Linked DNA regions of Mus musculus: region 1 is linked to region 2. Evidence: chromatin loops called from intact Hi-C (ENCODE). Cell type or tissue: left cerebral cortex. All regions are shown on one strand. Each heading gives the region's core, and the rest is flanking DNA. Links, peaks and the distances in the headings are about the cores only. Region 1 holds the start of Tmem9b (TMEM9 domain family, member B). Region 2 overlaps Dennd5a (DENN/MADD domain containing 5A).

Region 1 (8,332 bases), core at 128-8,127, 140 kb after region 2:
ATCAGAAATGATATTCTAGCGCCACGACTCCTGGGTACTATGAAGGGCAAGAGTATGTATGGTAAGGCACACTTATGTGGTTTCACAGAGTACAGAAAACCTCATATCAAAGGGGACTAAATAAAGGAAAACTGATAGGTGCACATGATAAAGTTCTAATTATGCCTTCTTTAAATTTGGAGATGGCTCCTCTTTGCCTTCCTAACTGTTGTCCAGAGAGAATTTTTCAGGTTTTACCAAGAGATGAGAACTCAGATCTGGTGGTAAAGTACCCTTGCCCTGTTAATCAAGAGGAATGGAATAGGGGCTGAGGATGTAACTTAGAGGGAAAAAGCTTGCTTAGCATATGCAAGCTCTGGGCTCAATTCCTAGCATGGCAAAAGAAATACAAAAAAGGAAAGCCTACTCATAGGGAAGCCAGGAGGGCAGAGAGGAAGGCGGATGCTCAAGTGAGTGCCAGCGTAGAAACAAAACAACTTTAAAGTGATCCTGGCCAGAAGTCTCTCCTCACCTAACCCAGTTCTCCAGGTCTGCCCTTTGCACTTTGGACCTCTTAGCCTCATCGCTCAGGGTTAGAAAGAAATCAAGCAAAGACTAAAGTAAGTACCTGTTATTCCCCAGACAACTAAATGAATTTCTTTCCCTCCCCTTTTCTTTTTCCCTGGTCCTCATATTAATGCTTGGATCTCCATCTCCAGGTCCAAAGATACTAAAATAAAGGTTGCTCTGCTCATAGGACCCACAAGCTTTTGGAAGGGGATGGGAGCATAAAGGTATATATGAAAACACAATTTTACCATAATAAAGTAAGTTAGAAAAGAGATCTGCAAAGCCACAGACATGTAGACTTGTAAAGGAAGGCTTTCCAGCATTAAAGATCCCGGGTCTACAGGAGCAGGAAACAGTCATAGATGTATAAGCTGGGCAGAGCAAGAGAAGTAAAGCCTTCTATTAAAGTCAGCTGAAATTATATTCATTTTGGCAGATATACTTCTCCCAAGCCCTTAGCTCTCTACCTGTCGCAGTGTCTTAGTTAGGGTTTTATTGCTGTGAAGAGACACCATGACCACAGCAACTCTTAAAGAGGACAACATTTAACTGGGGCTGGCTTACAGGCTCAGAAGTTCAGTCCATTATCATCATGGCAGGAAGCATGGCAGTGTGCAGGCAGACATGGTGCTGGAGGAACTGACCCAAAAGGCAGCAGGAGACTACAAGCCACACTGTACATAGTTTGAGCATATGAGATCTCAAAGCCCTCTCCTAGTGACACACTTCCTCCAAGGCCACACCTACTCCAAGAAGGCCACACCTCCTAATAGTGCTACTCCCTGTGGACCAAACATTTAGAGTCTATGGAAGGCCATCCCTACTCAAACCACCACACGAAGTTTCTCCCCATCACTGTTCTTTTATCTTAACCTGAATCTCCAGTCTATGGTCAGTTACACGTCAGTAATGGCTGCTCACTGTGCATTCTAGAACAAAAAATTTCTAATAGCCACATTGAGAAAGTTTTTTGTTTGTTTGGTTGTTTTTTTACTTTGCAAAGAATTTTACTAGCACATTTCAAATTTTATTCCCAGGCGTCTTAAGCTTATTTTGTCACAAGGAATTAATTGTATATAAACAAAACAAACAAGCAAACAAACAAAAACTGAAAAGAGCTGCGGTGTGCAGGGGGCTGGGCCTTAAAAAATATTAGACTTCTAGATTTTTTTTTTTTTTTTTTTGGTCTGTGTTTTGAGACAGCGTTTCCCTGGCTATCCTGTAGACTGGGCTGGCTCAAATTCACAGAGATCCACCTGCCTCTCATTCCCAATTGCTAGGATTAAAACTGTGTGTTACCGCCCCTGGCTAGAGATCTAGATTTTTATCAGATCCATAAACAAAAGAATTTCTAAACGCAGCCATGTATAAAATAGCAGCGCCTGTAACTTCTGCAAGTGTCAACTTCTTCAGAAGTCACCTTGATTCAGCTTGCCACGTTCTTAGAGGCGTCATCAAAATTCCCCAGGGATCTGGAACTATCATCTCGTTAGTAAGTAGCAAATGGTGCTTCTCCATCTAGACTGTTTGGGCGGCTTCAGCCAGTCTCTAGTCAGACTAGTCAGACTGCCTGCACCAAGCTGGTTTAGGATGCTGGGAAACATTTCTGTCAGCTGTTTTATCTCAGTGCGGCCTGGAATGGTGAAGGTGTTTGCTACCAGAGACGCCTGAACTTTAGAGTTGCTAAAATGGATCAGTTTCTTGGTTTTTAAACATGTTCACCTCTTCATTATCAGTTGCTAACTTCTTTAAGGAGAACTGCAGTTTTTATCATCGGCTGTGGCTGTCCTATGAACCACCTTCTTTCTGTGGGAGGTGCCTTTCCCAACAATGCAAACATGTGCCTGCAGATTGGCAAGTTTTTCCTGGTTCATGATTGTTTCATCTTGTTAGTGAAAATGGGGCTGTGTGGGAGGACTAGGGTTCGTGCTCAGGGGGTCCCAGGCAGACAAGCTGAGAGAAAGGACACACATGGAGACATGATCCAATACATTCAAAATATTTAAATTTTAACCACTATTTCAATTTTTAATTTTGCGTGTATGAGTGTTTCGAAAAATGTACACATGTGTACCATATGTGTCAGTGCCACTGGGAAACAGAAGAGCGGACCCAATCCCCTGGAACCAGAGTTACAGAAGGTTGTAAGCTGCCACGTGGATGGTGCAAACCAAACTTCAATCTTCTGCGAGAGCAGCAAGGGCTCACAACTGCTGAGTCAGCTCTGCAGCCCCAACTTTAATCAGTATTTTAAAATAAAAAGATTTTGTTTACCTTGTATTGACCTCGAAATACAGCATACAACACTCGATTTAGATTCCTCGCAATCAAATATTTGATTGCCACATGTAGCTCTAAAGCTCTGCCCATACTGAGTGTTATGTGGTCTTCTTCATTAAACAGATGAGGTGGGCCTGACTTGGTGGCCCATACCTGTAGTCAGTTATTAGGGAGCCTGAGGGAGGGGAATCTCTTGAGCCCACTAGTTTGAGACAGCATGGACAAAGAGAAGAAAATAACTGAAAATAACCCACCAGCCTGAGGCATTGCTGCAGTCCTTTATCTCTGTACCCCCCCCCCATCAAATCTCTGAAAAGAATTCTTTTTCTTTGTTTCTCCTTCTTCGTTTTCTTTCTTCCTCCTCCTCCTCCTCTTCCTCCTTCCTCATTTTCCTTCTCCTCCTCTTTCTCTTTCTCCTCCTTTTTGTGACACAGGGTCTCTCCATGTAGCCTGTCCTGGAACTCACTTTGTAGACCAGACTGGCCTTGTCTCAGAGATCTGCCTGCCTCTGGGATCAAAGGCATCCAACGAGCATTGGCTCTGAAAAGAATTTTGAAGGAGGGTTCCTATGCTTTATCTGAAGGACATGTCAGACATACAGCTCTAAACTGATCCAAACTGGCTACTAAGTCAGCTTTTAGCAATCAGATCTAAATACCTCACCAACAAATTTTATCCTGACAGCCCTGCGATTAGTAGGACACCCCTTAGAAGGACAATTATCCCCACTGTGACAGGATGATCTACAATACCTCACCAACAAATTTTATCCTGACAGCCCTGCGATTAGTAGGACACCCCTTAGAAGGACAATTATTCCCACTGTGACAGGATTGTCACAAGAACTGGTGCGAAAGCATCTAGTCCTTTGGGCTAGTTGCCATTTAGGACTAAAAAAGGGCTAAATACATTTAATGCAATAGCACTTTGTGTTAGATTCTAGTCTAGTATCGACAAGAATCACATAGCAGAAAAACGCTGCGAAATTTCTACCTGTAAATTAAGAAAGACATTTCCACCAACCAGGAAAGGACCACTTGAAGGGGCGGGGTGGGGGTGTCTTATAAGTAAAAATTGAAAATCATAAAACTTAATCCCCTTTTATTGAAAGGAAGTGATTTTCCCTTATGACATTCAGCAAATCCCTAAGGGCTGTGATGAGCACGCTGCATCCCTTTCTCTACCCCCAGAGTCTCTACTAAGTGGAAAAAATATTTTAATGAGCAGCTCTATGTTCTCTCCAGGGTGCTCCTGAAGTATCTACAGAAAAAGACACCCCATGGAGTAGGGTCTGCGCTCCCAGAACTGACTGAGAGGTCAACTGTTTTAAATAGGCACTGCCTCACAGGAGCTTGGCTCCTGGATTCTCCACCTCCAGGAGTCCTGGGCGGGGGATGCTCCAGGGGCGTCCGCATCTTGCAAAGCCTGACTTGAGCCAGCCCAGATTCGCCGCCGTGGCCCACTTCCCAGTCCTAGACTGGACCAAGGCTGTCAGCCCCTAGTGGAAGCCACACCCGCGTGGACAGCTCACAGTTACTGTTGGGAGCCGGGCAGGAGTCTGTGTCCTGGAGGCGCACGGACCGCAGGTTCGTACTGAAGCCCCGGTGCGGAGCCTCGAGCCTCCATCGCCGGGTGGGCTTCCGATCTAAGGACGCTCGGGCTCTTCTGGTCAGGTCTCCTGAACAGCACCCTCTCGGCCTTCGCAGTTCCCGGGGATGGGGTTCACCCGGCCTGCGGGACTAGATCCGCATGGCCTGCTCCCTTGGGGTGCAGGATTCGCCAGCTCTGGCCGGGGAAGACCCCCAGCCTTTAGTGCACCCCCGGGGCCGCGACCGTGGCGGGCCTTGTGCACCCGGAACCGTTTCCGGGGCGGAGGCTTTCTCGCAGCTGACCCGGCGCGGACGGTGACGCGCAGGCCCAGGCGGAAGTGCGGGCGGAGGATCCCGAGCCGGATCCCGAGCCGGGCGCGGGGCTCGGGGCTCGCAGGAGCGGCTGGCTCCCGCGATGGCGAGCCTATGGTGCGGAAACCTGCTGCGGCTGGGCTCGGGGCTCAGCATGTCCTGCCTGGCGCTGTCGGTGCTGCTGCTCGCGCAGCTGACAGGCGCCGCCAAGGTGAGTCCCGCCCCGCCCGGCTCCTGACAGGAGCTCCGCCCCTGCCTCTGGCCTGGCAGAAACTGGGGCTGACCACTTGCTCCCCACTCTCCGGTCTCCCAATCCGACAGCCAAATCCCCCCGACCCCGCTTCACAGCCCGGGCTGGCCCTCTCTAGAGCATCCTAAGCCTTAGCCCCAAACAGTGCCAGAGCGGGGTCTATAACCCTCTGCCTCTTGACATTTCCCTTCCCAGCCCCGACGGGACACACCCGGAACTTTCCAGCCCTGGGAGCTTTGAACTTTCCACCCTTAAACTTGGGCAGCTCTCAGCCCCCAATCCAAACGGTGGGAAACCCTCATCTCCCTGAAATCTTCTCTAGTAGGGACTAGCTCCCCTCACCCTCATCTCCCCGAAGTCTTCCCTACTAGGGACTAGCTCCTCTCAACTCATTGATAAGCAGATTCCCTTGCCATGGTGGGGGCTCGAATCTCATGGCAACTACCCGTTCCCAGAAGGACCTGTAGGGCCACCCCACTAGCCTGATACTCTCACCAAGATCCCCTCCAGGAAAACACACACACACACACACACACACACACACACCCCTCTTCTGATAATTTACTAGCCTAGGAGAGAGGTGACAGGAAGTTGTGTCCTATTCCTCACTGTGTTTCTAAACCTTTTGGTCCCCATATATTTTCTGGTGACCCAGAGCTGTTCTGGCCCAAGAAAACATGTGCTTTCCTCCCAGTGGGCTAACTAATTTTGGGGCAAAATAGAAAGACTCCACGGTGTAGTGGGAAATAGTGACACTGCATTTTTAAAAAGTTTTATAATATTTTTAAATGTTATAAAGGGCTGGGAAAGATAGGTCACAGGTAGGCAGGTGTTTTTGAGCAATTTGGTTTTTTTTTTTTTTTCAGTCTTTCTGGTGTCATCAGAAATAGGGACAGCAAAAAGTTTCCCAACTTTTGAAATACTTCTAGTATGGACTCTCTGTATGGATGTCAAACATTACCATTTTATGTAGTGTATCATGATATAAACATCCGTCTCCCCTTGATAGGATTTGTCCCAGGAAACAGGAGCTGTGTCTTTTGCTTCTCTGAGTCCTCCTCATTGAGCACAGGCTCTGGCACAGTGGTTACTGATACATTTAGGACCTGTCAACAGCTCTGCCAGACATTTCATTGTACCTAGGAGTGGTGGATATGTCTCAGTGGGGACTAATGAGCCACAGCCTTCTCGAATAAACAACCCTTTGCTGAGAAAGCATCTCTTGGATTTATGCAGCATTTAATGCCTGCTTGCTTTGCCTCCTGAAACTCGTATTGCTAGGAGTTGCTTTTCTTGTCAACCATGGATTGCCAGACAAGTTTCCTGGGGGACAATGGGAAGATTCAAACTACTTTCCCTTTTGACTTCCCTTCTAGCACTGGCTGAGTGCCCCTCAATCTTCATCCTGTTTATAGCTCACTCAGCCCCTTTTATCCATGCCCAGTGCCTTTCTCCCAAAAGGAAAAAGTTAGAAAAGAAGAAATTAGAAGAATTCTGACTCTCCTCACCCTATTGTGTTACAGATTGAATTGGCCTTATGCATGCTAAGCGTATGTGTTAGCACTGAGCTAAACCCATCCCCAGCCTACACCTGTGACTTGCTTATAAATAATCTTTAATTCCCTTCTCCCCAATCCCTTCATATCCGAATATCTCTTTGTAGGCCCTATTGCCTGTCATGATATGCTTTTCTAGTGGCAGGTAGATGATAATAACACAATTGATTGTCATGCAATTCATAAATGAGTTTAATAAGGCACAGATAGTGTCTTACAGATTTTAGGAACTTGTATCTCTCAAACCTAAATCTTTATAATGGTTTTAGAATATCTGACAGGGATACTTAGCAAAATGTACATGTGTAGATTTAAAAAAAATATTGACGATAAACTATAAAGAAGTTATAGTGTTTTCACTTTTATTGCAGAATTTTGAAGATGTGAGATGTAAATGCATCTGCCCTCCCTATAAAGAGAATCCTGGGCACATTTATAATAAGAATATATCTCAGAAAGATTGGTAAGTGTCTCGGACCAAGGTATCACCTGCTACATAAACCGTGGCTCCTACTGTTAACTCAGACTGTTCTTATGATGTCTCATTTTGTTCCTAAGCAGAAGTGTCAGATCTTAGACTGGGGTCCTGAGTGTCTGATACAAGTCTAAAGGAATACTGTAGCCTAAACAGAAAGCTCTAGGCCGGGGAGGTTTCATTTCAGATGGGACTGAGTTTATTGTACTAACTACCAATAGCTACTCTCTTGTGCCCTCTTAAACTTTGGTCAGGGATCTTTCTCCCTCTTTTCAGTGAAAGGCAAATTGAGCCTTCTTTATCTGATGTATAAATTTTTTTAATCACTTAAAATATTTGTGTGTGGTCATGTCCACAACGGGTATCTGTGGAGGTCAGAAGAGGATATTGAATTCTCTGGAGCCAGTGTGATAGCTGCTTGTAAGATGACCAACTCCGGTGCTGGGAACTGAACTCCTTCCTGTCCTCTGCAGCAGTAGCTAGCACACTTAACTAACCAAGCCATCTCTCCAGCTCCTGGTCTATAATTTTACAGCTCCTACTGTGAATGGGAGTAGGGGGTTGTTTGGTTTGGGGTTTGCTTTTGCTCTGTGTTTTGAGACAAGATCTTACTATGTAGCCCAGATCAGCCTGGCACTGTTTTGTATACCTGTTGGCTTCAAGCTCCTGCTCCTCTTGCCTCTACTCCCCAGGCACAGTTTGTAAGTTTTGAGGACAGAGTGCCAAATATTGGAGGCTCTATTTAAGTTTCAGAGACTCAGGGATGAAGGAGAATAAAGGCTGTGCGTCTGAGTCCCTGCTTTGGGGTGTGTCAGGTAGTTCTGGTAGCTCAGATTAGGCTGAGACCTGGATCTTTCCGGCCTTAGGCAATGAGGCCGGCCTGTGACGCCTGGGGTCCTGATTGACTAGCTGACCCGGAGAAGCCTTCTCAGTTTATCCCAGTGGACTAGGAATGCAGTTTTTCCTGTGAGTGCCCTGAAACAGGAGGCAGCAGGTTATACAGCAGGATGGATATCCTTTAGGTGGGACTGTGATGTTACGGCCACAGTGGAAGATTGATGGGAATAGCCCCAAATGATAAGTACTTTGGTGTGTGCATGATTTCAAGGCTCACAGGCAGCAGTGATTGGAAAGCAAGAGTAAATTTGTTCCATCACAAGTTCCCAAATTGACTCTGAGCTCACTTGCTTTCTCTGGTGCCGTTGTTTACTCTTCCTACAAATATGCATTTAGATTCAGGCTGTTTGGTGTGTTCTTGTGATCTTGTGGACATCTGTGTATCATTTTAAGGCATTTTTATATTACAAGGCAATTGGGGTAT
Region 2 (8,332 bases), core at 8-8,007:
ACACTGGCTTTGTGTGCCCTCCTGGGCAGTCTCCTGTGTGTGACTCCAATTCTATCACATGCCTTTCACCAGTTCTTCACTGAAAGAGTATGCCAGCCATTGTGGTTGGTGCTAGACAACAGACAAGAGCTGTTTGGTTTGCTTCCTCCTGGCCTGGCTCTGGTTTAAGGATGTAGTAGTGGTAGGGCAGCTCAGCTGAGACCTGCCTGTCATTTATCCTGTTTTCTCTCCTAGCGTGGCAGCCTGACACTGTTGCTCTGTGGAGAGTGTGGTCTCGTTTCAGCACTGGAACAAGCTTTTCAGCATGGATTTAAATCACCCCGGCTCTTCAAAAATGTCTTCATTTGGGATTTCCTGGGTGAGCTGGTCTAGGTTTGAAGAGTAGGAAAAGTATGTTGATATGGAGGTCTTTATATTCCATGTCATATGGGTTAGCTGTAGAAGCCAAATCAGGCAGCCCTTAGTTAGGTCTGCTATTTGTTTGCCCAGATTTTTTTGTAGGGAATAATGGGAGAGCACACCAACCCCATGCTCATGGGTATGACCCCTTAGCTCTGAAAACTTGGACCAAAAGAGTTTCTGAGCATCTCTCATCTAGAATAGGCTTAGCCCCAATTCCTCACCCTCTATTCCTATAGAACCAAAACAACAGTTGAGAGTATTGGATCCCAAACCCTGTGTGGAGAATTTTTATGCAGGAGACAGTCCTCAGAGTTTTCTTGTCCTTTCAGACAAGTGGAAAAGAGCATGCTCATGCTAAGGGCTACATAAATAAAATCTAAAACTTGCTTTGGTCTCCTGAAGTTGCTTGTGTGGGCTTGGAGAGTCCACAGCCCCTGGCCTGCAGGGCAGAGTTTGAGGAGCCATTGTCACAGCTTTTCTTCTCTTCACAGAGAAAGCACAAACCTATTATGAGACGTTAGAGCAGAATGACGTAGTTCCAGAAGAAAACTGGCACACACGGGCCCGCAATTTCTGCCGCTTTGTCACTGCAGTCAACAACACGCCCCGGAACATTGGCAAGGACGGCAAATTTCAGATGCTGGTGTGCCTGGGAGCCAGGTACTACAGGGCCAGAGTGTGCAGCAGCCAATATTCAGATGCTGCAATAGGGTGGGCACTGTCCTGCAGGGTGGGCACTGGCCATGGCCCTGCCTTGGAGGGCCCCTTTATGCCATTGATTTTTCTTATGTATCTTGTGTGTTTGTGGGACCTGGGAAGTAGAATGTGTATGATTAAGGAAGATGGAGGCCACATCTTGATGGGAAGGTTCAAAACCACCCTGTTGGGGACATTGGAAGTAAATATGTATAGTTATTTTTTCAGTAAACAATTGAATTTCAGGGGCCTTATGGAAAGTGGTAGGAAAGAAAGCTGAGCTGGGAAGTTTGCTGGTCATGTTTAAAAGTAAAATGTGTCAAACATTATCAAACTACCCCTCATAGGATGTGCGAAAACCCTAGAGAGGAGAGAGCCCCGAGAAAGCTTCCGGGAAGAGGAGGTGTTTCAGTGAGGCTTTAGTGGAAGGAAATGGCATGCAGAATGATGGGTCAGTGATAGGGAGCACGTTTAGAAGGAAGCGGGGGCTACAAGACCTGGGATGGAGAAAATTCCTTCTGTATTAGGGCTGCATTGTTTAATGAGAAGGCTGAGATAATGTGGAGCTGACATCATGGGTAATATGCATCGGAGTGGACAGCACTGAGAGAGTGGGAAGGCCACATAGACTAGAGGCATGGTATTCAGGCCGTGTGCAGGAGAGTTGGTGTGACAGTTAATACAGACTCTGAGCTGAGTACTATGTGGCTGTGCCCCCAGCTACTGGGGAGCTAAGGCAGGAGGATTGCTTGAACCTAGAAATACAAGGCCCATCATGAGCAACACAGTAAGAACTCCATCTCAACAACACAAAAGTAAGTAAGATGCTGGAGAGAGATGGCTCAACGGTTAAGATGACCCTTTCCTCTTGCAGAGGACACAGGTTGGGTTTACAGCACCCACATGGCTACTAACAAAAGTTCCAGAGGGTCCAACATTTTGTGCCGTTTGGTGGCATTGCATATAGGTGGTGCTGTCATGAAAACTAAACCTCTTGCAACAGCTGGCAGATGGGAAGTGTCACATGTTTTAGTACTTCTGGTGATGTTAGTGTGTGATGTTAGCTGTGGAGAAAAGAAATGTTTTGGACCTCTGTTTGATGGCGGGAGGAGTGCTCACGTCTGCCTAGTAACTGGTGTGTGCTAGGTTGTCTAGGGAGATGAAGGAGGTGGAGAAAGAGAGGCAGGTGACAGGGATAATTGTGTTGGGTTATTCCCAGGGCTGAGTGGTGGAAAGCAAGCTCCTTTAGAGGGAATTGGGGCTATGGGGGAGGGGTACAGCTTCTTCATCCTCTCACTAAGTTCAAGGATCCCCCCACCCCCAACTTGGCCTTGGCCTGTGTCTTTCTTTTCCCTTGCTTTGACCTACCTGGATCACTCCCACCCTACCAGAGATCACCTCCTGCACCACTGGATAGCCTTGCTGGCCGACTGCCCCATCACTGCGCACATGTATGAGGACGTGGCGCTGATCAAGGACCACACACTCGTCAATTCCTTGATCCGAGTGCTGCAGACCCTGCAAGAATTCAACATCACACTGGACACTTCCCTCGTTAAGGGCATTGACATCTGACCTCTGAGCACCAGCCAGCAGCAGGACCCAGAAAGACTCCCTGCAGCTCTGCCTCTTCATCCCAAAGGGACCTAAGCAAGTTGTGGGGGACAGAGAGGATATGTATACTTACTGTAAAAAGAAAACTAGAGGATTTTTGGAAAAAAAATAATCTATTTTAGAGTTTATTTGCTGACCTGCTTTTTACACACTTTCATGTGAAAGAGACAGAGAGGGGCAAGGTTGGCGCTGCTTGTTTTGAAGCTGGTGCCTCCCTTGCATGGCCGCACGCTGGGAGCCTGTGGCCTCCCAGACTGAGCCTGCAACAAGTGTGGGGCTGTTCCACATGCCGCCCCGTCACGGCGGTGAGGCCATTCCACATCGTTTTTAAACTAATGTTTTCTATATTAACATTATTCTGGCTATCTGGCTTTCACGGGCCACGCACAGGTGTGCGAGTGGGACATCCCATGCTCCAATCAAAGGGATTTTTAGCAGTGCCTCTGATCAAGCACTGCCAAGTCAGCTCCACATCCGTTTCCCCCCTTCCCCTTTTTTGTCAGTATTATTTGGGAAGGAGACATGCCAGGACAATGTCATTGTGCTACATGCAGAAAATCATGTTTCCTGTTGGCACAAAGTTGCACAGGAGTAAACATGAGCATGTTTAACAGGTTTGTCTTTTCTTCACCTATCTTATTTATTTAACCTGCCATTGTGTGTTTTAAGTATTTGTTTTTCTTTTCTTTTTTTCTTTAAGAGAAGGAAAGCTTGTCAGTCTAACTGGCTATGTTATTACTGTTCAATTTATGTTGTTTTGCAACTTAGAAACCAGCTACAGTATGGCCCACTTAATAAAACACCTGAAACAAATCTCACTGGTCACTGGCTTTCATGGGTGTGTGGGTTGTGGAGGTGTAGTGTGGCCTTCCTGAGGACCAAACTGTGCATCTCTCCCCAGCCGGCTGGGGTCTGGACTGTCTAGGACGCCCCTGAGGACTTAAGTCCGTGCACCTTCCCTATCTGGTGCCCAAGACTTTCAAAGCTAATTCAGTCAGCCAGTGAGGAGGAATGTGCAAAGGTTGTTCTCCCACCGCAGAGGGAGGAAAGCTGGCCAAGCTTACAAAGATTGTCACTTAATCGATGATACTGGGCCATTTCTTGAGAACGGTAGGAGACTGGGTGGGAACATAGAACACAGGTGGCCCTGTCTGCCCTCTGTTAACACATGCAGGTGTGTGTGTGTGTGTGTGTGTGTGTGTGTGTGTGTGTGTGGTGTAGAAGCCCTTTCTCTAGTGAAGGGTTTGCTCTGTCAGGTATAACAGTGGAAAAGCCTTGACCCTAGTAACCAGCTAAATTTTTCTTTTCTTTCTTTCTTTCTTTCTTTCTTTTTTTTTTTTTTTATTTCTGAGACTTCCATGTGTTGGGATTAAAGGCATTTGCCACCACACGTAGCTAAATTTTAATTTTTCAATCAGGCTCCTCTGGCAGAACGTTCCAGAAGTGGCTTAAACAAGTAGAACCCCTCAAACCCGGTGTTGTCCTCTTTTGTGTTCCTCTGGCTCTGCATGTAACTGCTCTCTCTGGTTCCCCTTGCCTGAAAATTGTGTACTGTTTACCTTAGGAGGCAGCTGCTATGATGTCTTCCCCAACCTCCTAGGCAGCTGTCATTGTCCTTGTGGCCCAACAGTTTCTTAGAATTTGGAAGACAATGCAGATATAGTTTCTTGGTTGTTTCGGCCAGCCCCATATTGGACCATCCCTGGGCTCTGAGCACTTACAGGGCAGGAAGGACCCCAGCACATGTCTGTCTTCTGTGAGCAGCTTGTGAGTGCACAGGATGTTTTTGCAAGAGATGAGGAGGAGGCTTCAGGAAAGCCACATTGTGGTGTCCTGCCGGCAGGGGGAGTGAGTGGGCTACAGACTGAGACCTCAGCTCCTTTGCAGGGAGAAGAGAGGAAGAGAGAAGAGGTTGGGCTGTGTCTCTGGAGTACAGAAGGAGAATTTTTGGTCCCCTAGAAAGGCTAGCATGATGTTCAGCTGTATGTCGTGAGCTTAAGCCTGGGCACACCTAACACCAGGGTTTTACACTCTGCAAAGCAAATGGAGATTTCCCCAGGGCTGGGAGGAAACCAAGGCCTGGAAAAGTTGAATTCCCAGGAAATACGGTTTTAGTCGTCATTGCTGTGATAAAAATAACTGACAAAAGCAGTTTAGGGGGAAAGGTTTATTCAGTTCAGTTGTAGTTACTGTGGAGAAGTTAAGGCCACAAGAGCTTGAAGTAATTCACATCCACGGTAATGAGAATGAATGAATGAATGAGTGAATTAGTGCATGCCAGTAATGAGCTCACTCCTTTTCATTCAGTATAGGATCCAGCCCATGAGATGGAGCCACCTATATTCTGGGTGAGTCTTTAACCTCAACTGAAATAAGAAAACCCTTCACAGGTCAACCGCATTATAGATCCCCTCACAGACTGTCTTCCCAGGTGATGCTAGGTTGTGTCAAGTTCACAGTTAAAACTAACCATCACAGTTCTTAGGAGCTAATAACCTGAGCCAGCTCTCGTCCTGTCTGTGGGATGAATGTGGGACAGGCTTAACTTCAGACAGCTGGCCACCGCTGTGGTTCTGCAAGACCAGATGTACAGCAGCCAGATGTCAGCTGTGCAATTTAGTGAGGGAGCTTGGGTCAGCCCTGAGCAGAGAGTGTTCCTGAGAAGGTGAGTGTGGACATGTTTCTTAAATTAGGGCTTTTCAGCTGCGAGTGTCCCTTTTTGTTGTGTTTTTAATCATCGTTGGAATGAGGAATGAAGTAAGAGAGCAGCCACATCCAGGAGCTCAAGATCTCAAGGACCCTGGAGTCAGCTGTGTCCTGCATGGGGCTTGCTCAGGCCTCTGTAGCAGCTCTGAGCAAGCTGGATTCTCTTTGCCCAGCTCACCATCCTGCCTGCCTTAGCATCTGCACCTGCTCTCATCCCAAGCTTCCGACACCAAGATTTCTGGGTAAGCAAGCAAGCAAGCAAGCAAGCAGATGAACTCAGTGAAGCACTAGAACGTGGGCACCTTGTAGTTAACACTCAGATTGAGACCTTTGCCAGCCCCAAATCCATGCTCCCTTCCCGCTACAGTCCAGTGGCTTCCCTGCCAACTGCTGCTAGATTTACTTTTTTTTCTTTTTTTTTTTTTTCAATTTAAAAATAATTAGGTCTGGAGAGATGGCTTAGCAGTTAAGAGCACTCGTTCTGACAAAGGACCCAGGTTCAGTTTCCAGCACCCACAGGGTGGTTCACAACCAGTTCCATGGGGTCCTATGCCCTCTTCTGACCTCCATGGGCACCAGGCATGTACATGGTGCACATAATATAAATGCAGGTGAAATTCTCACTATAGGAAATAATTCTTAAAAAGTAATTTTGTTTATGTGTGAGGGCGTGCATGCCACTTGTGTATGTGGAAGTCAGATGGTGGCAGCAGAGGCGATGGCCTTTGGTATGCGGGACTCTGTACCGTTGCCCCCCTTCTTCGTCAGCAGTGGCAATTCGTGTGCTCAGTGCATTTGCCCACGATGGCCAGTCTACTCTGTGTTTTGGTTTTTCTTTGTGACAGTGCTTTCTGGTATGAAACAAAGGCCTTCATGTTCTGTGTACTCTTAAGTGTCCACCACTACCACATCCCCTTGTGCCTCTATCAGATCTTCTTGTCTAAAACCAGCCAAACCTATTCTTTCCTGGGTTCTGGAAGTGATAGTCCTAGTTCAAAAGTCCTGGTCTAGGAGTGTGAAATAGTCTCCTGTGTGCCCCTCGCTCTGAGCAGGTGCATACCTGCAGCTCTGTAACTTGGGGAGAGGCTCTGGTCTTTCGAGATGACCATTAAATTGTCTGTCATGCAGCCACTGTCCCATTTTAGGCCCTCTACCTGGTTCATCAGCAGACAAGCTGGGGTAATATTTCTACCTTGGCAGGTCATAACAGTCCTGGTGTTGGGTCACTTGATGATCAAGAATGTAATCAAAAGGAGGGCCTAGTCATGTGACAGGAGCTATTTCTCAAAAATCTCTGCTACAGATGGCCCAGCTTCACTCTAGAGCCCAGGGGCCTTGCCTATTGGCTCTCTGGTGTTTACAGAGAGAGGTCCATGCTGTATGTCTCACATTTGCTGGTAGTTCCAGCACATAGGGCTTCTTACATCTTAAGAGCCCAGTGCCAGGCCATTACCCAGCCATCTGTGCCGCCTGGAGAGACCTTTTCCATTTGAGGCTTCACTGCAAGCTGGTGGCTTTCGATGTTTCCAGAGAGAGCTCCTAGGATTGCAATGTGTCCTCCAGAATCCAAGGAGGGCAGGGCTGCTTCCTTTCTAGAAACAATTTGCTTCCTTTTTTTTTTTTCCTTCATTTATTTTGGTGCTGAGGATTGAACCCAGGGTCTAGAGCATGCTTAGTGCATGCTCTTCCACAGTTTCTCCTGTTGCTATGGCTTTTACTTTGAAGGAGATGTCCTGGCAGAGGGTGACCACTGGATGCCTAAAACTCTTTATGTTCTCATCTATTCCACTGAAAGAAGAGGTTTGGACACAGTTGGCTTAGCATTAGAGCTGTGTTAACTCTTCTTTGCCTCAGCTATCATCCAGAGAGGTTGTGGCCATTTGGCCACATCATATTGATTACAATGATGTGACTGGGCAGGAAAGGCAAGCAGTAGCCAGTACCCAGTTTTTCAGAGCTGCAATCAAGATGTGTACTTAAGTGCACGCCTTTAATCCCAGCATGTGGGAGGCAGAGGCAGGCGGATTTCTGAATTCGAGGCCAGCCTGGTCTACAGAGTGAGTTCCAGGACAGCCAGGGCTACACAGAAAAACCCTGTCTTCAAAAACAAAAAGAATGAGGACAGTAAACCCTGTGAAGATGGGGGGAGCCTGAGAAGTCACAGAGGGCTTCCTGGAGAAGAGTGATATGCTCAGGTTCACATTTCAAGGAAGGAAGCATCCTGAGTAGAGGTCAAAGTAGTCAAAGAGGATGTGCAGATGTCTTGGATGAGCTGGGTGGTAGGGTAGTGCAGGGAGAATGGCTTGGTTGGATTGGATGTAGAGTGAGCAAACGAGCCCCCTGCTGGTATATCATCCAGCTGTTTGGAACGTGGTTTGGGGCTGGCTGACTTTGGAGAAGTCCCAAGAACTGCGGTTCTGTTCTTTCCTTTCACTGACCCTAAAAGTGAAGCTGGCAATTTCTGAAATTTCCTTCCGGTGGAGTAAGCAGGCCTTGAAAACTTCACCCTGGTCCTCTGTGGTCCTGAAGATCTCAGCTTCCTGAAGGTTAATTATAGGGTCTGACCTTTAATTCAAGCCGCCCAGGCTGACAATTGCAGCAGCCTCGGAACTCCAGTATTAATTCCCCTGAGCCTGGCACATAGCTCAAGCCAGATCCCTAGCTCCTGCTCCAGCAGTACAGCCTGTCCCTTGACCAAACTTTCCACCTTGCTTCAGGCTTTCTTCCTGATCCATCCTCTGTCCTCAGGAAGTGGTGCCATCTTCCCTACCCTTCAGGCCCCTCTGGCCAGGCAGCTCTTTGTACTTAGTGAGGATATCAATAGAATCTAAGCCACAGAGTGCCCCAGGGACAGGCTTTCTAGTAAGCGGTTAGAGGCTGGGGAGATGGCCTTTGGGTAAAGTGTTTGCTACCC

What was found. A loop is a pair of places that touch in the nucleus more often than their neighbours do. Peaks named below come from ENCODE experiments on the same cell type or tissue, not always from the same donor. Only the 100,000 strongest peaks of a DNase experiment are listed, where the experiment ranks them.
Region 1: a loop joins it to region 2, with 5 times the contacts of the local background. A loop is called at or near these places in 3 of 42 quality-filtered maps.

What each region holds. Positions count from the first base shown.
Region 1 is chr7:109,748,680-109,757,011 of GRCm38, reverse strand. Tmem9b (TMEM9 domain family, member B) reads left to right here and starts at 4,749. Exons shown (of 5, transcript NM_020050.1): 1 at 4,749-4,941; 2 at 6,908-6,999. The coding sequence starts at 4,834. It also overlaps the pseudogene 4930431P19Rik. In left cerebral cortex, for the core only: a CTCF peak has its summit at 4,317; DNase peaks (open chromatin) are centred at 2,383, 4,343 and 4,738; H3K4me3 peaks cover 2,619 bases; H3K27ac peaks cover 1,383 bases.
Region 2 is chr7:109,888,973-109,897,304 of GRCm38, reverse strand. It overlaps Dennd5a (DENN/MADD domain containing 5A), which reads left to right. Exons shown (of 23, transcript NM_021494.1): 21 at 235-358; 22 at 894-1,062; 23 at 2,490-3,525. The coding sequence ends at 2,673. Among named protein-coding and RNA genes, the nearest start is that of Scube2, 27 kb to the right of the region's middle. In left cerebral cortex, for the core only: CTCF peaks have their summits at 4,543 and 7,721 (motif pointing left); DNase peaks (open chromatin) are centred at 970 and 4,544; H3K27ac peaks cover 217 bases.